Linked DNA regions of Mus musculus: regions 2, 3, 4 and 5 are each linked to region 1. A link is a loop called in an ENCODE intact Hi-C map of the cell type or tissue named here. Cell type or tissue: heart. All regions are shown on one strand.

Region 1 (5,000 bases):
TGACCTTGCTTCCTCTGAGAACAAAGTAGATATGACACTGTGATGTCAGTTTGGGAGAACTCCAGGAACAGGGTTGGAAAGGCGCTATGGCTGAGTCGGGCACGGGACGTCCCTGTGGTACTGTCCAAATCCAGCCATTTATCTTGGGATCAAGAAAAAAACATAACAAAATTGGGACTATTAGGGACCAATTGAAATTACTTCAAATGTTGGCCATCAGCCTTGAAGCACAGCATTTTAAACTGGAGAGGCCCTACATGCATCAGCTCATAATCCCCTGATGTAATAGGAAGCAAAACCCCAGAATCAAGGAGTGGAGGAGGGGGACACTTGCCTTTGCACTAGAGTTGTTGGCAGGTCTCTAATGATTAGAATCTAGATCCTCCTGCAGAGGCGAGGGGTCCTTTTCTGCCTCAGTTCCCTCTAAGATGCCAGCTTGATATGACACCATTGATGGTTCACTACGCAGTACTCTTACCATATACTGGATGTATGTCCTAGGCACTGTGCTAAGCATTCAACTCTTTCTCATCAAACTGTTGGTGCTTCATGCCACCCATTTTTGCTCCTCCCTTCTCTACTCCTTGGTACCCAGGATGTGCCCCATGTGGGATATATGAAAGATCCCCCCTTGTGCTCTACATTCTTCTGGCTTCAGCCAATGGGGCATATGGAGAGGCAGAGGCAAGAAGCAGGGTGAAATCAATGCATTTATTCCTTTGGGTTCATTAATGCAGGGTTAGCATCCCAGGCTGCTTCCTGCTGTGGTGGGTCATAGGTTACATCATGAACACTGATACTCACACTTACTCCAGTATCTCTGTAGGCCCAGGCATGATGCTGGTACCCGCTATTGCCAGCCACTGGGCTCTGTACTTTTCCTTCATTCCCTGAGCTTTAGCTACGTGGTTCAGGCTTCGTTGTCAGTAGCTTTACTTATTTGTTGTTTTGATTAAACTCTTGGATTATCCCAACTTATGCCTCATCAGTTTCTACTTGTTAAATGCAGAGCAGAACCCCACAGAGTAAGTGCATAGATTGCCCTAGTTTGCAGATTAGGAAAGGGAGACGTGGCACACAGTAGGTGAGCCCTGGGAACTGCAGAACTGTTACCCTTGGATAGCCTATGACATGTCAGTGACGTGGGTGTGTGGGTGGACGCTCCTGAGCCAGGCACATCCATCACTGAGAGATTGCTCCTTCTATCGTAAGTGTCCAAAATCTGCAGATTTTTATTGGTCTATTTTGTCTATCACTCAGGCCAGGACCATTAAGTGCCTGGCAGGCAGCCTGTAAGAAGAGGTGACGGTGTGGCGAGGTTCAGAGAAAGCAGACAGTAACATTTGTTTCTCTGCTGGGAAGCTGAAAGGAGCAAGAACAAGAACAACGACAACAAGAATAGCAGCAGCAGCAGCAGCAGCAGCTGCTGCCAAATAAACTGAACAATCTGAGGGGCTGGAGAAAGTTCAGTGGTTAAGAGATCTTACTGGTCTTCCAGAGAACTTGAGTTCATTTTCCAGATCCCGCACTGGATAGCTCATACCTGCTTGCAATTCAAGCTAGCTCGGGGATCCCAAACCCTCTTCAGGCACCACACAAATAGAGATACAAATAAATAAAAATGTAAGACCCCCCCTGAAAGAATCAAATGAATGTAACTGATTAAAGAAGCAGAACTCGGCCTCCTGCCTGTGGACAGCCTTCCTGGGTGATGTCATTTGGTAGTGATGATGGTTTGTCAGTATGACATGCTGCTGCCCAGAACCGCACGCAGTCGCTTCTCTCATCTGAGAACATTTTCCCCTTCTCTGAATTGTGCAAGCTCAGACTGGGAGTGACAGAAGCCAGCCCCGTAGCTCTGCCGACCTACTTCCTGGCTGGCCCTGCAGCCAGCAGCCGGCGCAGCATTCATTTAACCAGCTTTTCAAGGTCAGGCCTTTCCAATGCGGATGCTTACTTTTGCTTGACACAAAGCCAGGTACGGTCAATCGTCATGCTTACTACAATGTGAACGTTCCCTTTCTTCAGTTGAGTAAGAAGTATGGGGCGAGCTCCTGTTTAGGACAGATAACAAATGCAGTTCTTTGAGCCTGAATTGGCCACTTGGTCTAAATTCCAGGTGTTTAAAAAGCAGGTTTTCCACTATTATGAAACACCTGGACAGAACCAAAAGCAAACAAACAGCGAAGGCTCTAGGTGTCTGGTGTCTGGTCACCGCCTCCCACCCCCACCCCCATTCTGTGATGCAGACAAATGCATGCGCCACATAAACACAATGTCTTACTTTTTACGCGTATGAAAGGATCATATGAAGCCAGCTCTCCACAGATTAAAAAAAAATTGGCTGCTTTGTGAATCTATTATGGCACCTTTCATCTCGTCAGGCTTTGTGAGAAACTTCTAGCCAGACTTACATTCTTTTCTGGTTTGATAAAGATAAATTGTATTCAGTGAGAGAGAAGGAGGAAAAGGTTCTTGATTATTCTCTAAATAAAAAGTCAAGGGGATTGTGATTCTTTCTGCCTTTAAGTACTTAAAGAAGCTGGCACGCCTTCAGAATGACCTCAGAGCTCTGCCCCTCAGCACACCGAAGCCGCTTGATCTTCAGGGACGCTTGTTCTAGCTGGGGTTTCGTGAGTGTTCACCTGGGAGCAGAGGACAGGGAACTCACCACACAGACCTGCTAATCATGGACAGGCTGGTGTGTGTGATGTGGGAGGTGGTCTATGCCTCCCTTTGTGTATGTGTGTGTGTGTGTGGGGGGGTATCATCTTTCCTCCCTGCTGGCTGCATGGATGTTGACAGGTTGCTCATAGTCTCTGTGCCTCAGTTTCCTTGCCTGGAGCACAAAGACAGTGGCAGTATCCTTGTCAGATGTATGGGAGCCGAGTGTCAGGTACTTTCCAGCCACAGGAGGCCTGTAGTTAGCTTTGGACTTAGTGCATTTGAGTTACTATAACAAGACACTAAGAGTGGATAATTTGTAAACAACAGAATCATTATTCGTAGTTCTGGGAACTATGCTGCTTGAATTAGTGGGCAGGCAGATTTGCTTCTGGCAAAGACTTTTCCTTATGCATGGCACCCTTGGATGGTGAAAGCAAGCTCTCTATGGTGTCTTCACTGAAGAGGAGGCCCCAGGGACCTAAGCAAATTCCAAAGGCCCTACTTGTTACTGCTTTGATATTGAAAATTAGGTTTCACACATGTATGCTAGGGGGACACAGACATTCAGACAGCAGCGTTTACTAAGCATCAACCATTGTGACCCTTAGAAGGACAGAAATCAAAGAAGAAACCAACTGTGCAGTGAGAAAATGGAACATGTGTGTATATGTTCATGAATATACATATGTATAGATGAATGCACATGTGTATGCATGAGTGTACAAATGAGTGTGTGTACAAATACAGGTATGTGGGCATGTGTGCACAAATAAATATGGGTGTTCATGATTGCATGTATTTATATATGAGTGCATGAATGAATGTCTGTGTAAATGCATATATGTGTTTATGAGTATATACATGTGTGTGCACAAATGTGTATATGTGTGAATGCACGTATGTATGCATAAGTGCATGATGAATGTGTATATATGAATTCATGCATGTATTCATGCCTGTTCATGAATGTTGTGTGTATATGTATACTATATGAATGTGTGTGTATGTTTGCATGAATAAAGGTGTATGTTCCTGAGTGTATGTGTAGATTCATAAATGCATATTTATGAATATATATTTGTAAGCATGAATCATGAATGAATGCATATATGTGTGAATCTATGCATGTATGAGTATATGTGTGTGTATGAAATGTATGTATAACTACATGAATGGATATGTATGTGTGTGAGTGCATGCATGTGTATGAATGAATATATTGTATGTATGCATGGGTACATGTGTATGAATACATTCATATGTATATGTGAATGTGTGTGTACATGGATGAGGTGCTATGTTCTGGGAGAAAGAAATCTGGGGAAATGAACAAACAGTGGTGGTAGGTATTATAAAAAAAAGCTGAGATTCAGATGTCCTGGGGTCAGAGTCTCTTTCTATTCACTTTCAATTTAAGAAGGACGATAAGAAGAGTCCAAGCATGTCTTGGATTGCTGTGCTGCCCAGGGAATCTGGGCACTTGGGTTTTGTAGAGATAGCATTTTGGAGCTTTTGGTACCCCAAGGCTCATTGGACAGGAGCATGGTGGGATGATCTGAAACTGAGTCTGCCTCAATGACTGTTGTCACTCAAGAAGTGTCCTTCCAGCAGGCCCAAAGTCAGACAATAGTCTCAGTGCTGCAGGTGCATATGACCTCATGATTTAAAGTGCAGAAAAGTTTGGCCTTGCCCATTTGTTCTAAGGAAATTGCAAATACAAGAATTTGAATGGAATCATAGCAATATTAATTATTTTTGAAAATACGTATTTCTTAAATAATCCCAACAATTCACTTAAAGTTCTTGATATCCTGGTAAGCACATTAAATCCTCTTAATTTGTTTTCTACTATTTATGAAATTATCTTCATTTTGATTAGGTCCAGAGAAAGAGAAGTTCAGAAAAGGAGTTGGGGAAGGAGACAGAAAGTGGACGGTAAGAGTGAAGAAGGGAGCAGAGAAACACCAAGGAACAAATGGGCAAATGGGACACAAGGTCATGAGGAAAACCACAGAGAGAACGGTATGGACTGGGGAGAGCATGAGGGCTCTACAGAGGGAGGCCCACAGGAGCAAGGGGGACAGACACACAAAGGAACAGCACTCGTGAGGAGAGGGAAAGGGAGAATAAGGAGTTAAGTAAATACACATGCGCATGCGCACCATACCCAGGAACCAACACTCATTTTGGTGTACTGATGGCTAAATTTTGGTTACAGGATCATTAAGATGCTATTGGGGTCAAGCCATGGAGCTCAATTACTCACAGGGTCAAAATGGTAGGGCTGAGGTTGAACATATGCACGCACGCACGCACGCACACACGAACACACG
Region 2 (5,000 bases), 1.0 Mb after region 1:
CCTGGCTATCCTGGAACTCACTTTGTAGACCAGGCTGGCCTCCAATTCAGAAATCCGCCTGCCTCTGCCTCCCAAGTGCTGGGATTAAAGGCGTGTGCCACCAGGCACGACTAAGGTCACTCCTTCTAATCTTTCCTAAGCATCCATTAACCAAGCATTCAAATACATGAGCTTTGGGGGGCTATTCTCATCCTAACTATCACAGACTGAGACCATTAAAACCAAGACCCCAAATAACCTTTCCTCTTTATAACTTTGGTGCTTTGCCACAATAACACTCAGATCACCAACCCTAAAGAGAAAAAACATGATTCAATTCTGAATGGGGACTATCTACACTGGAAGTTAGATGAGCCCTTTCCAGAGAAACAGAATCTCAAGTGGTTGGATTTGGGAGTGTGTTTGGCTTTCCGCAGTGGTCTTGGGTCAGAAGTAGAAACAAAAGCAAATGAATCTGCAGTTACTGACCAAGAGCTGGTGGGCTGCTGGGCTCCGGGCTGATGGCCACAGAGGCTGTACCTAAGATGCCCATTGTCAGAAGCAATTCAGCCTCTGTGTGCACAGTAAGGGTCTCTTTGGACTTCTTTTTCTCTCTGTAGCTAAACCAAAATTTACTCTATCAAAAACTGCAGATGAGCAGGTGGGATGTATAAACTATCTTTGCAGATATTGCTGAGAATATGTCAAGGCCTTCTCAATTTGAAGGAAAGTGGCATTTATTAGAATTATTGAAGACTTAAACAAATCACTAGACAAGCAATAATGAAAACCAGAGAGGTGAACATTACTGGGATTGTAGGGAGTTCTTTGGTTATTCTATTCAAAGGTCATGATAGAAATAATTCTGTGTTGTGGGTTTTTTTTTTTTTTAAGTAATACTGAATAGAAGTTTCTAGCAATACTAAACCTTTATAGGAGAAATAGGAATGGTGCTCTTGATGCCTTGACATTCAATGTACATTCTTGTCCCTGCAGTCCTTGTGTCTTGGACCCTCTGTCCCTTGCTAACCAAGTTCTAGGTTCTGCCTTTTGATTCATACATGAAGAGTCTTTTACCATGCAGTCAGCAGCAGCAACAGGGGCACCGCTCTTTCTCTGTCCTCTGGGTTCCTGTGTCTTTTATCTGTGTCACTCAAACCGTAAGGACACTTTGTGGTGCACTATTTCTCATGTCAGTTTTCTTTCTTACCAAGTAGATTGGAAGCTTCCCTCACTTTTCTGTATCCATGCCAGCAACCATTAGCATGTTCTTTCTCCATTAATGATGATAGGGGGAGAAAGAACAAGAAAGAAGAGAACAGGAAGGGAGTGTGCCATGGGATATTTAACTACATGAGCTCAGGCTTCAGTTCTATGGTTTAGATCTATATTTAACAATATTGTGTGTACACTTGGTTGGATTTTAAAATGTATCATTAAACTCTGTCTTCTTTCTTCATGAAATGAAAAAAATATATATAATATCCCCCTTAAAGCCTAGTGCAAGCCAAATATACATGATCTGATAAGTGATGATCAATGTTACTTCTTATGTTATTTCAAATATTAAAGCCTGTTAAAATTAAATGGAAATAATCCATTTGTAAAATATGTGTACACATACATATAGATTTCCAAATTTTAGGCTCTCATGAAAATGGGCTGGTTTTTTTTTTTTAATGTTCAAATTAATATGAAGACTAACTCACTTGGAAATGTGTTTCTCCAATGGTTATTTTCTTTTGTGTGAGAGCCAAACCAGAAGAAACATTAATCTAGCAATGTAACATATAAGTATATGTTTATCTATTTAAGTAGATACATATGCCAGTATATTCTAGAAAATTCATTCAAAGTAGCCCGTTCTTTTATACATTTCTCACCAACTGGCCAAATGATCCTGGAGTCACATGATGTGGTAAAGAGGCTTGAACCTGAAATCAGAACTCATGACTTGCTACCCACCCTTTGCTACCCATGTGACCCCTGTAAAATGTCTATCTTCATTAAATCTTTTAACTCACTTGTAAAATGGAAACAATATCTTTCAACTCAGGGTTAGTGAATCATAAATATGATTTGGGGCAATGATTAGCATGCTTATATGAGAATAAGAGTAGCACCAAGAATTAGCTTGAACATAAAAAACATATACAAGTATAATTCCATGAAAACACTGGGATGTTGCACAGGTTAACCACATTTGAGAGTTAAGGTCCTTGGGAAATAGCTCCATCCTCATGAGGAACTCAACTTCTCTGTCTTCCTTTCCTCCTGGGACTTGTGTTTGTTTTTGTCTGATTGAGAGTTTGCAAAGCCAGGGAGAAAGTGTCTGCCAGAGGGCAGGGAAGGCAGCAGTCTTGGCACCACCAGGAGACTATGCAGACAAGAGCTGGGGTTCAGGCCAACGAGGAATCAAGGACTTAAGAGACCAAGGTCGTTTAAAATAAAGAGGCACAGAGAAGGAAGCCTGGCATTCTCTGGTAATGCACCTTAGGCATGGGCCAATTCTTCATTGAGCAATGTCAGAGGTTAAGAAGCTCAGTAAACTGCAGCTGAACAGAGAAGTGAGATCTGGCAATCTCACAACACTGAGTAAACAGAAATCGGAATTCAGGGCTGCCAAGGAGAAAGAGGTCATTTGTAAACACTCCAGCCTTTTTAGTTTGTCTGGGTCCTTGGCAAAGCTGCACTCTAGGAATCAGAGAGAAAATAGAAGGAGAGCAAGATTTAAAGGGGCAGCAAACTCTCTGAAGGTGGACTGTGTGCCAGCACCGGGGATGAATCTCACCTGCATGGAGGAAGTCATCCACACTCTATTAATGACTCGAAGGAAAATGATGAGTACAAAGTTTAACAGTTTGAAGACTGGTGCTCAATAATCAAATGAAATCATTGAGTTCTGCAAAGGGGGGGTGGGCAGAGACAATAAAAAAAGACAAAGATCTAAAGACAAAGATCTTTTAGTTAGCAGATAAAGATTTTTACTGGCATCAATAGGAGATTATATTTTCTGTTTTCATGCAAGTGTATGTACACATGCTCACATATGTGTAAACGGGTATGTATGTACATGAGTACACACGTATACAGAGGCTTAGGCTGATATAGGAGGTCTTCCTTCATGGCTCTTCAACCTTATTCTTTGAGGCAGTGTCTTTCAAGTAAATCCCGAGTTTGCCTATATAGAAAGCCTTGATAACCTACTTTCCTAGGAGATTCCAATTGTCTCCCTTCCAAGGCTGAAATTACAGGCAGCTGACCATACCTAACTCAGCACTTACATGAGTTTGGGGAATTCAATCTTTGGTCTTATTATTTATACTCTACCTCCTGAACCATCTCTTTAACCCCGAGAGCATCCTATTTAGACTGAGTTCTTACTTTTCTGGGGAGAAAAACCATGTAGACTGTACACTTTTTTCCAATTGTGTATAGTTGGCACAATCTTTGCAAAATGATATCTCTATGTGTTTCTGGTCCTTCTCTGTTCTTTGAACAGACTCTTGGAATTGAGGCCAGTGCTGTTCAGAAGGATCCAAGTCCTTGAAGGGTCCTGCCCTCTAACGGAAGTCCACACAACAGCCTGGAACTGAGGCAATTCTGGTCTACATGTTTTCATCGGCTTCCCTGCTGCTTATTCGAGAGAGCCTCAGAGCCTGTAAAATGTGTTGATAGATATATCGGTTTGTGCTGGAGTCTTTACGTCTTCACTTTTGTTTTTCTGGTGTTACAGAACTGTGAAGTCTCTCATTTGCCTCTTCCCTGCCTTTTTCCCCAAGCAGATCCTGGATTCTTGGCCTGATGCCCACACCAAGAATCCTCCTGGGGGGGGGGGGGGAAATACTTTGCTACAAATGGAAAGCCTACATTTATTCCCTTCTCTCTTCTCTTAGGCATCTTGGCTGCTCCCGTTTGTGCTGTTTGAGCAACTTTCTCTCAGCTTTAGGGAGATGTTTTCTTTTAGACAAGTTTGGAGTTGAATTTGTGAAGAGGTTTTTATCTGCCTCAACTTTCTCTTGCCTGCCAGATTAAACCAGGAATGTCTCCTGCTAATGAGGATGTGAGCAGTGGTCTAACACTGTCACTGAGTATCAATTGCCACAGCAGTTTTGGAAAAGCGACATAATGTTTATATCTCAATGGTAGCTTGTCTTTTTCTTCACTGTGACAAAATACGTGAGAAAAAATAGTTTAAGGCAGAACAAGTTTATTGTGGCTTACAGTTTGAAGGAGTACAGTCTACCCTTGGCAGTGGGTGTCTCTGTAGTGAAGGGAATGTGGGGCAACTGCTTCCTCACATCTCAGAGGATCAAGATGGAGAAAGAGGTTTTCTCAAACCATAACTAAGAAATATAAACCTCAGGACCCATTCTTAGTGACCCTCTTCCTAGAATAGCCTTCTCCTATCAAAGGTTCTGCAAGTCTCAAAACAATACCATCAACTGCATGCATAACAACATTCATGCATAAGAGCTGTGGCAGAGTAGGAGGGACACTTCACCTTCAAACCATATCATTATGACTACAGCAATTCTCCAACACATTTGTGTATTTGAATGTACCACAGCCCCATTGGAAACAGCTCATCTCTGCCCCAAAAGAATGTTGTCAACTGTACTATGTTCTTTCGACTGAGAACAAACTATGATGACTAAATCTATGTGTTGGACTTAACTGTGCCATAAAGAGCCTCAAGAAAATCAAAGGCAGTGAAAAGAGACATCTGTCTGTGTTGAGACATTGGTCAGCCACTACATGAACATTTACTTCTTGCCCTCCTGTGCCTCCAGCTTCTGGTGTGTAGAAGTTGTCACACCCTGTAATTATAGCAGCCAATTTTTCAGGGTGAATATGGTTATAAGTGTCTGTGTGTATACACATTTGGGATTCTCTGGAAAGTCCTGGAGAGTACAACCAAAGCATAATTTTTTTTTAAATCCTTATAAATTAAATGACTTGATCTCTGAGAAAAACATTATTAAAAAGCAAACATCACATAGTTACTTCACTTTTAATAT
Region 3 (5,000 bases), 260 kb after region 1:
GTCCCTGCAGATTTTGGATGAAGTGATTGTTAAGACTTCGATGCTAACAAGGCCCACATGTATCTACCAACCCTGCTTAAAAAGTGGTGTACCTCCAATGAGTTATCGTTGCAATGAGGAAAGACTCTTGGCATCAGCTGCAATCACATTCTGTAGTGATGAAGTCTTTTTAGACACTGGGATCTGGCCATAGCCTGTGGTGTTAGGCTGATTCAAAGAGAAACAAGGCCTTGCTGATCTTTCCGACATCATCCTCCAACTATAGTTGAAGTTGCTGTCTTTGGCTTTTCCTAAGCAAGACAAACAGAAAGAGGCCACAGTGTTGGTTGGACTATGGTTCATTGTGTGGCTTCTCTAAGCTGCGGTTTCCACTACTGGAGTGAGGACTCTTTTGTGGTTTGGTAGCTCAGTGAGCACATCAGGTCTGATCCTCCTGTTTCCACCTTCTGACCATTTCTTTCCTTCACCTTCCTTCATCCCACTTTTTTTTCAAGCTCGATATTGTGGTCTTTCCTGAGTTAATCATTGATGTTATTAAGATGTATCGTCATGTAAATTTAGTACACCATTGTCTGTTTTGGGTTTTCCTTTCAGCCTTGTCTATAACCGTGGGGAGAAAGTTCTGTGTCTTCTTACAGAGTTTTCAAGTATATGATGACATTACAGAGGTGTTAGAGGACTAAATTAAATGAATGTGTTTTGATCTCTAAGCCCAGGGTTGGTGAGCTGGTTCAGGGAAGAAGGTAACTCATTACACAAGTCTGGTGACCTGAGTTCCGTTCTAGGATTCAGTTGTGGAAAGAGGGAACCCTCCAGTGAAAGTTGTTCTCTGACCTCCGTGGTACATATGCGTGTGTATATACCCCCACACAAACACCAATAATATTGAATAATGATAATTCTTAGCACAGTTCTAAACATATTAAGTACTCAGTGACATTACTAATCTTAATATGATCACATAATAATATGTATTACTATTCTTTATATATATATAGGTTATATAATCTATAATTTATAACATAATGTATAACGATTATATGTAATATACAAAATGTAAAATATAACATTTAACATATATCTTATATAATTATATGTACTATATAAAATTATATAATGTAAATAAAATATAAATATATAAACTATATAAAATTATATAACCATATATGATATTGTGTATAAATATATATAATTGTATATAAATTTATAATATATAATATTTAATGGTATAATATATAGTATGATATATGATATATAATATAAAACCTTCTAAATGATATATAACATAGAAAAATAACTCAGTGATTGTTATTAATATTTTTCCTGTTATTATAACACCCCTTATAATTCAGCTGTCTTCTAACTAGCCATGTGCCTTTTAAGGAACCTACTGACCCAGCTCCAAGATGCAGACATTCAACAAAGATGGGCCTTAAACCCACGATCTTAATTTCAGCATTCATATGACTTACTTATTTCTACTGTGTCCCTTGCTCCTTTACAGAGTGCTTTGTTCCATATCTTATGGTTCCTAGCTTCTCAGGTTGGCTTTTATATCCTCAGGTCTGTGCTAATCCCTAACACACATGGCTCATGGCCACACTGTTCCTTCTGTATCAATGTGGCTACTCTGCTGACCTCTTACTCCAGCCCTGACTCCCATGGTCTTCCACCTGTTTCTTGGCTGCACTGGGCTTCCAAAAGTGGTTTTGGACAAAATCTAGGCATGATCTGGATTTGGTCATGGAAAAGTCCTTATCTTGACAAGTTTCTTTTTTATTTATTCTCTCAAAAATTTCATTTAATTCCTTCTTGGGTACCAACTTTATTTAACTCCTTAGGTGAAGGACCTTCACTCTGCCAGTTTCTTTGACTAATAGGAGGATTATACGATCAATTCACATTGTCTCCACAGTGAGAAGGCTGCTAGCTGCTACTTGCTCTTGTAGTGTTAGCAATCGTGTCCACTCTGCCTCTCGAACTTTCTGGCAGCTATTTTTATGAAGATTGCTTTCCAGTGCCTGGCCTAGAGATTAGGAGGGGCATTAGCCCAATGGGTAGAGATCAGCTAGACACCTTTGGCAAAAGTAACTTGGGCCCATGCCAGAATGTCTAGAGAGGAGAGACTGGAACTCTTGCCAAGAACCTGAGTCCCAGTGCGGGCCCGTGAATACTGCTGGTTAAGGAGTTCAGGCAGTCCTAATTTTAATAAAAGTTTGATTACATAGTTAGCTTGCTACTTACACTGAAACCTCCCCTTCCTTGCCCTCCTCACTCTTTTCTTCCATTATCTTTTCTTCAGCCATCATTATTTCAGTATGTAGCCCAGACTATCTTCAAACTTCTTCTCTTCCTAAATGCTAGGGTTACAGGTAAGCTTGGATTATGTTCAGTAATACATACACTCTTTCTTTTTTCTTTTCTTAAATTGTTTATTTAATTTATTTCATGTGTGTGAGTATTTGAATGCTAGTATTTCTGTGAACCACATGTGTGCCCAGTGCCCACTGGTTTGAATTCTATCATCTCTTATAGCCTGATATCAAGTGTTATTTGGCATGTACACTTTAACTTCTTATCAAAATAAGCTTAGTAAATAACCTGGAGTCCCTAGCTTTCTGCGACAGATCTACCACATCTGTAGCGGCTTCCCACTGACAATGGATACAACTGTGGTTGTGCTGTGTGGATATATTGAGATCTGAATAGTTCTTTCATTTTTATTTATTTACTAATTTTTTTTTTATTCCACACAGAGAAATGGACAGGAAGCTTATACCGCACACGCACACACACACACACACACACACACACACACACATACACACACTTCAGTAAAAACAAGCCTGCATTATCTAGCAAAAAGGCAGCCTTTTAGCTGCCTCAATGCTTTCTGAAAGCTTTCAAGCTACACAGAGTGTAATTTTGGTTTGTGTGGCTGAGTCACTGGAGAGGAGGGCTACTTTCATTAGCCAGGGAGGAGTGATAACTCACTGGAGTACTTCTCCAGTTATTGGGCACTTTGTGTTAATAACTCCTGATGGCTCGAGTGTTTAGGTGTATGTTTCAGACTCTGTGTAAAATACCATGCCATTAAGAATTTAAACACATTCTAATTTAATTATGGTGCAGGGCTGGGTCCAAGTGATCCCCTGTTTTCGTTGGCCAGTCCCAATATTACAAATTTTGAATAAGGAGAGATTTATTTTCTTTACTCTTTGCTCTTTTTATTCTAGATTGTTAAAAAACCTAATCATTTAAAAAAGGTACACATTTGGAAAATGGAGTGCAATTGAAGTTGTGGAAAATTCTGGTTTTCTTCAATGCTATTTTGTTCTCTACTTTGAGATGTGCCAAGGTCCTCCTGTCCATGGTGAACCGATTACTCACTTTTTTTTTTTTTTACTTATTTTTTTTTCTTTGTCCTTAAACAACTTTTCCATTCCTTGCATAGGGATATTGAGATCATACACTTTTTATACTAGATTTAAAATGGGGGACCCCATCAAAGAGATCATTGTATGATTTCCAAGTTAACTTAGACTATACTACATAGGGATTATAGCCTGGGTCTTGGCTTCTAGGTTCTTAATCAGGCAGTTGTAAGGAGAAGTTCAATGATAATAAACTGTATTTAGATTCCTATCTTATCTGTCTATCCTCTATCTATCTATCTATCTATCTATCTATCTATCTATCTATCTACCTGCCTACCTCTGTATGGACAAAAGGTGATTGCCACCTTGAGCTGCATATCTAGAATTCTTCCTTGGAACCCTCTGCTAACTCCCATTGATGGCCTTTGATAAGCAGCTGTGGTTGTTTAATTTACAGACTCACCATCTCCTCCCATAGGCTCATGTGTTTTAACACTTGGTCCCTGGATGATAGTCCTGTTAGGGGAGGTCATGGAACTTTAGAGTGGGAAGCCTTATTGGAAGCGCCTCATACATCACTGGACACCCCTGCATTCATAGCTGAGGTTCACTTCAACTTCATTCTCTCTGCTTCCTGTTTGAAATCGTTCAGATTGCTTTCCCTGCCACTGGCTGCCATGACTGTTTGCCATGATGAACTCTTCTTACATCTCCAGGACTATAAGCCCAAATAAACACTCCTGTCTGTAAATGACTTTTGGCTGTAGTGTTTTATTACAACAACAGAAAGATAGCCAAAACAGAGATATAACTAGATATAGCTTATGGCAAGACATCATAAAACCACAATGAGGAAGAGAGGAATTGATCTTGAGTGAACGTCACATGTTGACTCTGAGTGTTTAACTTCTGAGCGTGAGTGCAGTCATCAGTGACCTCAGGAGAACTGGTAAAAGATGAGGTTAATGTCCGTGTACAGCACAGATGCCTGATGACCATTTTAGAACCAATATCATTCATTTTCTGCCTAGTACAACTACCCTGAACACCTTGAATTCACCTAAGATAGTGGGCTCCGTAGCTCTTGGGTCTTTGACTCATTTGTAACTTCTGATTGATAGAAACGATGAAATGGTGGATCACCAGGCTAGGGCAGTTTTATCCCAATGATTTTTTGTTTTTTGTCTCATAACTATTTAGAAAACAAATAGGGATACCAGTATCATTTCCTCATACTGTATAAATGATACAGAAGGGGGAGCAGATTGACTGAGGGAATCTTAAGGTTCAGACAGGTTTGGAGAGGTCTGCCCTCTTGGAGCCATAGTCACACAAATCTATGGGAAATATCTCTTGTGTTGACTATTTTGAGTGGCAAGGAATCATTTTGAGGAAACGCATAGCCAAGATACACATAGCCTTAGGAAAAGGGAGGGGGCAATCCCTCTACTATTTTTCAGATGCCCCCCTTTGCCCTGCCTCTCTCAGTAGGATTAATGCTGAGTAATGATAGGCTGCAGGCCAACCAGGGCTAGGGCAAGAGACCTTTGTTCTGTCCTTCAAACGCAGAACACTTGTGAGTTGGTACCTTGCCCTGAACAAGTTCACAATCCGTGGATAAAG
Region 4 (5,000 bases), 72 kb after region 1:
ATATGTGTTTGTGTGTGTGTGTGTGTGTGTGTGTGTGTGTGTGTGTGTGAGACTGAGTTACCTCACTCAGGATGATATTTTCTAGGTCCTTCCATTTGCCTGAGAATTTCATGAATTCATCATTTTTAATAGCTGAATAGTACTCCACTGTATAAATGTACCACATTTTTTGTATCCATTCCTCTGTGGAAGGACATCTGGGTTGTTTTTAGCTTCTGGCTATTATAAATAGGGCTGCTATGAACATAGTGGAGCATGTGTTTTTGTTATATGTTGGAGCACCTTTTGGGAATATGCCCAGGAGTGGTATTGCTGGATCCTCCCGTAGTACTATGTCCAATTTTCTGAGGAACCACCAAACTGATGTCCAGAGTGGTTGTACCAGCTTGCAGTCCCACCAGCAATGGAGGAGTGTTCCTCTTTCTCCACATCCTTGCCAGCATCTGCTGTCACCTGAGGTTTTGATTTTAGCCATTTTGACTGGTGTGAGGTGGAATCTCAGGGTTGTTTTGATTTGCATTTTCCTGATAGAAGGTAGCTTTGAAAAGAACTTTCTAGGATAATAGTGCCAGTTTAGCTGTTCTCTGCTGTATTAGGAAGTGCTTTCCTGTGTGCATTTTCGATGGATTGGATACTTATGCCCCTCCCCAGATTCATATGTTAAAATCTAATCCCAAGTGTAGTAATATAAACAGGTAGGGCCTCTAGGAAGTTATTGGGTCATGAGGGCAAAGCCCTCCCCAGCAGGATTGATGCTCTTATTGATGCTCTGAGGTAAGTAAGGATCCAGCCTGGAAACACCAAGTGTGGGGCTGGGGAGATGAGTCAGTTAGTAAATTGCTTGCTTTGCCATGCAAGGACTTGCACAGGGTCCCCGGAACCCATGCAAAAAGAAAAAAGAAAAAAGCCAAACATTGGTGACACCCATGTATAATCCCCATGTTGGGGAGTTCCATATAGGAAAATTGCTGGGGCTTGCAGGCCTGCCAGTCTGGCCAGCTTAATGAGTATCAGGCCAGTGCGAGACCCCGTTTCACTTACAATGTGTGTGGTGCCTGAGGGATGACACCCTGTGGTTACTCCTGACTTCTACATGCATGCATACACATGTACACTACCACCACCACCACCACCACCACCACCACCACAACAACAACAACAACAACAACACACACACACACACACACACACACACACACACACACACACACACAAGTTCCAGTCAGACACCATATCTGTCCCTGCCTTAATCTTGAACTCCCCATTCTCTGGGATCTTCAGCAATACATTCCAGTTGTTTAGCAGTGTTCGGCATTTGGTTCTAGCAGGCCCTAATATAGTGAGACACAAATTCCTTTATTGATGCTTTGGAATCTTAATCCAAATGCTTTTTGCAATTTTATGTACATGGTTTTAGCCAGCGTAACTTCTGACTATTTGCAAGAAAGATGAGTGTTGTATACAATTAGGAGCGTAGAATGCGATCTTGGCCTTAAGCCATTGAATTTTCTAGGCTCTGAGTAGCAAATTAGAATCAAAGTTTCTAATTTTTGCTTTATAAGCATGCATTATTTTCAGCACACTGAAGGTGGGTGTCAGGAGGGCAGCGGAGTGCCTAAGGCCTGCTGAAATGAGAGATTTTAAAAAATCTGCCTGCGTTGTGGTTACTTCTCTGCTTATAAATTATACTTGCATGTTGTTCACATAACTGATCTTCTAATTAGTTAGAACAGAATTCATCAAGGAAAGACAGTTAAAGCAGTTATTCCCTGGAACCTGGGGACTAAGTTGACACAGGGAACCCATTTCTAAGAGATGTTCTGGAATCAGAAGGTCACACTTGGGCTACCTTGACTTAAGTGCAGAAGTACAGCAGCACGTTGACTCTCCTCTGTGAAGGAGTCAGCCCATCCTGTCTGCCCTTCTTAATTGAATTCATTTGTATGTGTGTGTGTGTGTGTGTGTGTGTGTGTGTATGAATATGTGTGTGTGTATGTGTGTATGTGTATATGTATATGAATGTGTGTATATGTATATATGTATGAATGTGTGTATATGTGTATGAATGTGTGTGTGTATATGTATATATGTGTGAATGTGTGCGTGTGTGTATATGTGTATGAATGTGTGTGTGTGTAGGCAGAGGTGGTCAAACTTGAGTCCACATGTTTTATGAGGCAGTATGTCTCGCTGGGTCCTGGGGCTTGCTGATTTGACTAGACTAGCTGACCAGTGAGCCCCAGGAATCCTCCTGTCTCCAGGCCCCCAGTTCTGGGATTATAAATTTATACCACCATACCTGGCTTTTTCCATGGGTGATGGGAATCGAACTCAGGTCCTCAGGCTTGTGTGGCAAGTATCTCACTCAGCAATCCAGCCTTCTCCCCAGCCCCCTTTCTATTCTTTCTGCACATGGCACCTACAGCTCTGCAAATTTTTTGTTAATATTAGATTTCACATAATCACACTTTCATTTGGAGAAAAGATTTAACGGCTTCTAGAAGAAAAAAAGAAAACCCACAGCCTCGGAACAATGCTATCGTAAGCTCAGAGGGCTGAGCACACGATCCAAGTTTGGAAGTCAACAGTGTGAGCGGAGATGGGGAATGGATGGTCCCTCCTGAGTGTTCTCCTTTGAGGAAACCGAATGCTTCTTCTAATAAATTTGCTTTGCATTGAAATGCCTCTAACTGCTGGAATTACTCAGAATATTCTTCCTAAGAATTTGTCAGTCTTCTAGCAGAGAAGTCTTCATCCTAAATTGGCTTGAAGCTTACCCTGGTGGAGGGTTCTCCTTGGTGTCTGAATTGGTCCTTGCTATGGGGGATTGCCCGGAGCATGGTGGGATCCTCGGTGGTGATGCAGCCTCCTACTGTCACTTAATCATGAGGGACACTCTGATTCTTACCCAGCTCTCTTAACTAGTTTGCATTTTCCCTCCTGCCTGCCTTCAGGCATGATAAGAGCAATGGCCCCAGCAACAGCCAAAAGGCCTCTTTTGAAAGGATGTCCCTAATCTATCACAGCTGTGACATATGACACTCTAAATTAAGAAGCCCGGGCTTTGGCTGTTCCCAAATGAACAAGCCACGTGCTGACCTTATGATCAGACACTTTGGGGTCATGGTGGGTCAAGGGGCATCTGTTTGTCATTTCCTGTCAGAACAGTGCTATTTTCAGAAATGGCCAGGGAACATAAAGAATGCGGTGGGTGCTCTTTCTCAGTTGTCTCTTAAGGTAGTTTTTTGGGAAAGGAGCCTAGGAAAGAAAATTACTAGTTGCACTGAACTAAGAATGAAGACTCCAAGGCTGGTCAGCCCAGTTTGTACAGTGCTTGCCCCAGCTATGCAAAGCCCTGTATTCAATCCCCAACACTTCGTAAACTGGGCACAGTGATACTTGCCTGTGATTCTGGCATTTGGGTGGTAGAGAGAGGGGGATCAGACATTCAAGGTTTTGCTTGACATAGTGAATTTGAGGAAATTCACTATGGACTAAATAACTGTTAGGATCTGCCTGCCCACAACCAGACTTCAGGACCTCAGCAGCAGCGGCCACACCATCCCCATTTGCCAAATGCAACATGCACACCCTTTAAATGGTTCTTGCCATTACAGCTCACTCTCTGTCTCTCAGTCTCTGTCTCCTGCTTGTCCCCTACCAAGAGGTTACCTTTCACTTTCTCCTCATTCTCTTGTGTGAGATCTGTTGTGTGATGTCACCTCTGAGGCAATCCTTGGTCCCAATTGATTTGCCAAGGTACTCTTCCACTGCCAAAACCCTAACAATGATACCTTATCTTAAAAAAAAAAAAAAAGTCTCAACATTTGAGAGGTTGGGGTCAGACAGTTGTGGCTTGGAGGCCAATATAAAACCAAGCCAAACCAAACAAGTGAAGACATCCAAGTCGCATGTGGTTTTGTGACCAAGCTGGGGAGAAGCCCGGGTGTTTCCTCAGTGTGGACAGAGTACAAGAACAGGAAGTTCATCAGCAAAGTGTAGAACTGGAGGCTGGCTGCGTCCTTCAGCTGTTGTGTCATGAAAAAAAAAAAAACTGTGTAGAAAAGTAGGATTTGATGCTTTTGTTGGGAAGAACTGTAAATACTGAGAGAAAGAAGATGAATTTACTTCCAGGTTACCCTTTCTTACAACTCAACATCTTCAAAGGGTTCAGTTGATAATGTCAGGAGAGCCTGAGGTGCTTGACGCATCTTATAGACAGTGGTTAAAAATGGTGACAGTAATGACCATCATTATAACAAATAACACCAGGCGGTTGCATAGTCATGCATATCCAATGTAAAGAAGAGAACTAACATAAATAGGAAGTTGGTTTACATTTGCAAGCTTACAGCAGCAGCAGGGCAACCTATTTCAGATGAGCTGCTAATTATCTAGATAATTCTCTGTTCTCATATTAGTTTTCTGTGGCTGCTGTAATAAACTCAGGTGACCGGAACACCGGGAAGTTATTCTCCTATGGGTCTGGAGGTTTGAAGTTTGAAGTCACATTGTTGAGGTGTAAAGTTACTTCCTCCTGTGCACCTTCAGGGTGCATCCAGTCTCCAGGACTCGCCTGCTCAGAACAGGCCGGGTCGGATTGTGCTAGGGGCTGATGGAAGCTTGGGTTAGGGGGCAGATGCTGAGCAATGTATCTGCCCAGCAGCCTTTTGCTTGCTTATGCTAAAAATCTTCCTCCCTTGTGAAAGAGAAGGTGAATGGAGAGGCTTGTGAGTGGAGATGACAGGGCTTGGTCACAGATTGCACATGGGGGTTGAAGGCCAGAGAGTGGCCAATGATGACTGATTTCTTGCTTCAGACACTGGCAGAGTTACTGACAGATGCGAGGAAGTTGGGAAGGTGACCCTTGCTGGGAGGGCAGCTGGCAATGTTTAAAGGTGGATTCTAGCATTGGGAGTGTAGAAAGCTCCTGCCTTACTCATAGTCACAGTGGCTGACCATCCTGAGTCTCTTCTCTCTCTCTCTCTCTCTCTCTCTCT
Region 5 (5,000 bases), 56 kb after region 1:
TTTTTCAAAGTGACACCAACACTTACAGTACATTTCTTGCTCTAATTGATGTTGTTATACTGTGATTTAACACGGTGTCTCCCTCACTTCCCCAAGTCCTACCCCTACCTCTGTGAAGACAAACTTTTTGAACAATTGCCCAGCTGGCTCCAAAGCTATTCTTTGATTCTGTTTTATCCTATGCTTTCTGTCTGATCATAGGTTAATCTCATTGTGAGACAGCATGCAATTAGCAAGACTTATTATGTTAATGAGCATACAAGTTATTATTTAATAATTGTTAGTGATAAAACACTTATGGGTTAATTGTTACAATTATTATTAAAATAACAAGTTGAAGGTTGAATTTATGTCTACAGCTTAATTAGAAAGAAATTTAAACAGAATTGTGAGCAAATGGCTGGTATACGGGGGTTATGGAATATTGTTCATGGATATGAAATTTAACAGTTATCCACCTGAACAAACACATATGGTACAAAGCATATTGTTTTTGGAGATAGGAGCTTACTCTATAGCTTGGGTTGGCCTTGAAATTGTGATCGCCATGCTCCTTCTGCCTTACTGATGGTGTACACCACGACAGAAGGCTATAAGAAAGGTTTTAATGCAAAGGCCTTATGCATCCTCTAAGCAAAGCAGGACTGCCAGTCTAATATTCCATTTTGAAACACACCAGTGGGTGCAGTATTGGACCTTATGACCAATTTAACTGTCAAGGTCTAGCAGTCAACATCCCAGAGTTGTGATCAGGTCAGATGACCTGCCTTCCTTTCCTGGTTACTAAAGAATTCTTGTTCTTAAGTAGTTCGTGAATGAGGCTTTAAAGATGATGGAAATGAATGTTTGTGGAGGTGTTGCTTCATATACATAAAGCACCCATGAGCTTTGGTATCTATGAGGATCAAATAGGTGATCCGGTGTGTGTGTGTGTGTGTGTGTGTGTGTGTGTGTGTGTGTGTGTGTGTGTGGCCATGCATATCTGCACACAGATACACATAGATCTGAGAACATATGCAGTTTGCAATCATTTAAAACTCTTTCTCTATAAATGATTTATATAAAATCTTGTACTAAAAACAGTGCATTGAAATTTATTTGTTAATGGAAAAGCAGAATATGAAGACATGTCTAGGTTTGAAGAAACAGGGTCGTAATCAATAAACCATGTCTTATTTATTTTTCATCTTCTTTATTATTTTAGAGTGTAGTCTTTTAGAAAAGCATGCACATTCTGCGTGAATAGTTTCCATCTCTGTGTTTAGTTTAGACTCTGGCTGATGTTGTGCACGTGAAGCTGATCTGCTTCAAGTCTTTCACTTCATAGATGATGAGACAGGTCCAAGAAGGGGAAGTTATTTGACAAAGTTGCCTAGGAGATGCGTAGGAAATATGGAGCTAGAAATTCAACCTGGGACTTCTTTTTAAACTCTTGATCTGTTCTTCACTTTCTAAGAGTGATCTAAAATGTCTTTCAAACTTAGACATGTCTTTATGCCTCATATGATCAGTAGCTTTCATTGTCAACTTGACACAGTCATTTGGTTAAAAAAAAAAAATCTCCATGAAGAATTTTCTGTATCAGTTTGACTTGGGAGTGTACCTGTAGGGAATTGTCTTGGTTACATTAGTTGATGTGGGAAGAGCCAGTCTACCATGAGTGGCACCATTCCCTGGGCTTAGGTCTTCGAGTGTGTTTAATGAGAGTAAGCTGAGCACTAGCAAGCCTGCGTGCTTTCATTTCTTTCTGCTTTTGACTGTAGCTGTGATGTGAAGAGTTGAATAGTTTCCATCTCTGTGTTTAGTTTAGACTCCAGCTGATGTTGTGGGTGTGGAGCAGGGGCTGATCTGCTTCAAGTCTTTCACTTCATAGATGAAGAGACAAGAAGGGGAAGTTATATGACAAAGCTGCCGAGGAGATGATGAGTAGGAAACATGGAGCTAGAGATTCAACCTGGGACTTCTTTTTAAACTCTTGAACTGAGAGTTTTTAAACTCTTAACTGTTTTAAATTCCTGCTGCCTTGGCTTCCCTGCTATAATAGGCTCTAAACTGCTATTGTGAGCTAAAGTAAATCTGCTCCCCCAGTCGTTTTTGTTAGAATGCGTTATCACGGCAACCGAAATGAAACTAGAACAAAAAATGCCATAAATAATATTGTTTCATATTTGCAATCATTTTATAAATATTTCTAGAAAACACACATATAGTCACATATGTACATACATACATACACAGACATACAGAGAGAGAGAAAGAGAGAGAGAGAGAGAGAGAGAGACTTAAAACAAGAAGAAAAGAAAGGAAATATCAATACCATATTGCAATAAATGAGCAGAGTTGAGATTCTAACCAAAGACTTGGGATTCATCACCTTGCCATGCAGGGAAATGACGAATACATATTGAAGGATGCTGACTAGGAACGATTCCTTGATCCCTTGAGTGCTTAGAGCTTCTAGGCCTGCTGATGTGTTCCCTGCTCATGGGGGGATCTTCTAGATCACTGAGGTGTGTCTTCCTACAAGATGGTGGCAGCTACTTAGTGGAGGCCAGGCAAGCCACAGCCCCATTAAGTGCTTCTTCATGTGACCTAGAAAATGTCTGTCTCAGCAGATGTCTGCTCAGGAGTGTGGGGGCAGCCTTTGTAAGCCCTTCTTTACCCCTGGCATCTGGGGATGCAGAGGATGGCTCCTTTTCAAAGGCAGAGGGAGGTACAAAAAACAAACAAACAAACAAACAAACAAAAAACCAGGCTAGGTCAGTGTTAAAAGCAGGTAGGTAGAAGATCAGAACTGAGAGTAACTTTGTCTTTATTGATTGACTTCACTTTCTGGAATGTTCTAAGTGCTCCCACAAGGCCTCTCCTTTGGAATAGTTTCCTTATTTTAAGAGGGAAGAAATCTGTTCATTGGTGGCTCCGTCTAGTCCTACAGATTTGCAAGTGGACATGGTTAAGAAGTGGAACAGCAGCTTTTGCCAAGGCAGGTTTTTCTCATCAGTTCAGTGGTCATGTAGGGAAGAGGACCAACTCCAGGACTCAGGTATGCTTAGAGGGGAAGAAGGAAGCCCAGCCCTGAATTATGAAATTCATCATCTGATCATAGGGGTGTGTGTGTGTGTGTGTGTGTGTGTGTGTGTGTGTGTGCTCAGTTAAAGCATTTGCTTATGCGTGGCTGTTACAAGGCAGTGCGGGAATCTTGAATTCAATTAGACTAGAACAATATTTTTTAAAAGGAGAAGACAGTTCCATCTTCAGGGTTGGGACAAAGAAAAGAAACATTTCCTTTGTTCTTTCATGATAGTTTGACATCTTTTAGATTATAGCCTGTGATTCCAGGAGTGTTGTTTCAATCCACCTAGCTTCCTGTCCATCTCAGATCTCAGGCGACAGCTGAAGGGGAAATGACCATACGTTCTAATGCAGCATTTCTACATGAGAAGCAACCAACCAGACAAACAACTCAATAAACCAACACTTAAAGACTCTAAACATCTCTATCAGTATCAAACAAGATCAATTTGTGGGAGTATGTGTTTGGAAATACATATTTTTCAAATTCAAAGGCAGTGCGTGTATTTATCTGGCAATTTATGGAATTATTAGCACACAGCTAAACATAGCTATACATAAAAAGGGAAGGGCCCACCTCTGTATCCCCAGTGGGCTTCCCCCTCAGGTCCTGTTCATGAGTGGCACTACTCTGGGTCTAACTCCCGCCAAGCTTATGGGTGACTAGAAGAGTGATCACATACAGCCCCTGTCTCTGGCCTTAAATGTTTCCCTGGGGGAAGTTCTAGATCACTGGCTCTCAACCTACCTAGTGCTGCTACCCTTTAATACAGTTCTTCATGTTGTGGTGACTCCAACCATCAAACTACTTCTGTTGCTACTTTACAACTGTACTTTTGTTACTGTTATGAATTATAATGTAAATACGTTTTTTTCTGATTGTCTTAGGTGACATCTGTGAAAGTGTTGTTTGGCTCCCACGAAAGGGACACAACCCACAGGTTGAGAACTGCTGTTCTTGATAGAACTATTTAACCACTGGTCTGAGCATGGGGGCTTGGAAGGGGGGTGTGAAAATCTAAACATTTGAATGAGAGTTGTGTGCTTAAAGTCAGGGGGAATACACGTGACTCTGGATCAAGAGTTGGTGATGACGGCTTGGATGCCAAGGTTAGAAGCATGTATCTGTTTTGATGGAGTTGCCCACCCCATGGTAAAGGTGGATAGCATCATCAAAGACACAGAAGAGTCTGTAGGCCAATCTGCAAGGCAGGGGCAAGATCAAGCACATAGGCATGATGGGATAGAATGCTTCCTTTCTGTCTTCTTCCTCTGAGGGGAGCATCTGTGAAGAAAGACACACCCTGTGCCCCTGCATGCTGGAGGTGGAGGTGTTCCTGAACACCTGGCCACCAGAAGAGTTTCTGACAAGAACATAACTATTCCTGGTACTGAATTTAGCTTAAGAACCTGAGAGTCTTAGAAAGAAAACTCATAAGATTGCTAGTGTCAAGAGAATGTTGAGTCTGAGCCAACTGGATTGAGAATCTAGGTGGGTGGAGACACTGGGCAGTCTGTACTTGGCCCTGGAATTCTTGCAGCATCCCTGAGGGGGGGTGGGGGTGGGCAGTTGATGTGCTTAATACTGTGCACATGTGGCCTTGTCCTCTTGTTTCAGTGAGACAGGGTCTCATTATGTAGTCCAGGCTGGCCTCAACTGGGGACCTTTCTGCCTCTACTTCCTAAATGCTGGAGTTTTAAGCCTGGTCACCCTTGGCTTCTGGTCATAGCCAAAGCTGCAAATAAAATCCCTATTTTGACTCCAATGATTATAATATGTGGGGGTAATGGGCTCAAATTAAACCAAATACAGAGGCCAGGAAAACAGCTCAGAGGTACATTGTTTGCTGGGCACGCTTTAAACCATGGGTCCAATTCCCAGCATCTCCAACTAAATATAGAAACAAGGGCTACTATGCTGTCTGCAC

The links. Peaks named below come from ENCODE experiments on the same cell type or tissue, not always from the same donor. Only the 100,000 strongest peaks of a DNase experiment are listed, where the experiment ranks them.
Region 2: a loop joins it to region 1, with 2.1 times the contacts of the local background. A loop is called at or near these places in 2 of 42 quality-filtered maps.
Region 3: a loop joins it to region 1, with 1.9 times the contacts of the local background. A loop is called at or near these places in 2 of 42 quality-filtered maps.
Region 4: it touches region 1 in a loop (2.2-fold over the local background); 3 of 42 quality-filtered maps call a loop at or near these places.
Region 5: it touches region 1 in a loop (2.3-fold over the local background); 3 of 42 quality-filtered maps call a loop at or near these places.

The regions. Positions count from the first base shown.
Region 1 is chr1:75,934,930-75,939,929 of GRCm38, forward strand. It overlaps Gm32622 (a long non-coding RNA gene), which reads left to right and starts at 1,803. Exons shown (of 6, transcript XR_865555.3): 1 at 1,803-1,978; 2 at 4,547-4,689. In heart, a CTCF peak has its summit at 1,907; a DNase peak (open chromatin) is centred at 1,842; H3K27ac peaks cover 1,343 bases.
Region 2 is chr1:76,940,436-76,945,435 of GRCm38, forward strand. No RefSeq gene overlaps it. Among named protein-coding and RNA genes, the nearest start is that of Mir6343, 430 kb to the left of the region's middle. In heart, a CTCF peak has its summit at 2,431; a DNase peak (open chromatin) is centred at 2,396.
Region 3 is chr1:76,192,945-76,197,944 of GRCm38, forward strand. No RefSeq gene overlaps it. Among named protein-coding and RNA genes, the nearest start is that of Gm32737, 100 kb to the left of the region's middle. In heart, no CTCF peak of the experiment used is centred here; a DNase peak (open chromatin) is centred at 2,087.
Region 4 is chr1:76,006,718-76,011,717 of GRCm38, forward strand. The region is part of intron 4 of Gm32622 (a long non-coding RNA gene); the gene reads left to right. Among named protein-coding and RNA genes, the nearest start is that of Gm29065, 10 kb to the right of the region's middle. In heart, no CTCF peak of the experiment used is centred here; DNase peaks (open chromatin) are centred at 3,074 and 3,904; H3K27ac peaks cover 188 bases.
Region 5 is chr1:75,990,438-75,995,437 of GRCm38, forward strand. All of the region lies in intron 3 of Gm32622 (a long non-coding RNA gene), which reads left to right. Among named protein-coding and RNA genes, the nearest start is that of Gm29065, 26 kb to the right of the region's middle. In heart, no CTCF peak of the experiment used is centred here; no DNase peak of the experiment used is centred here.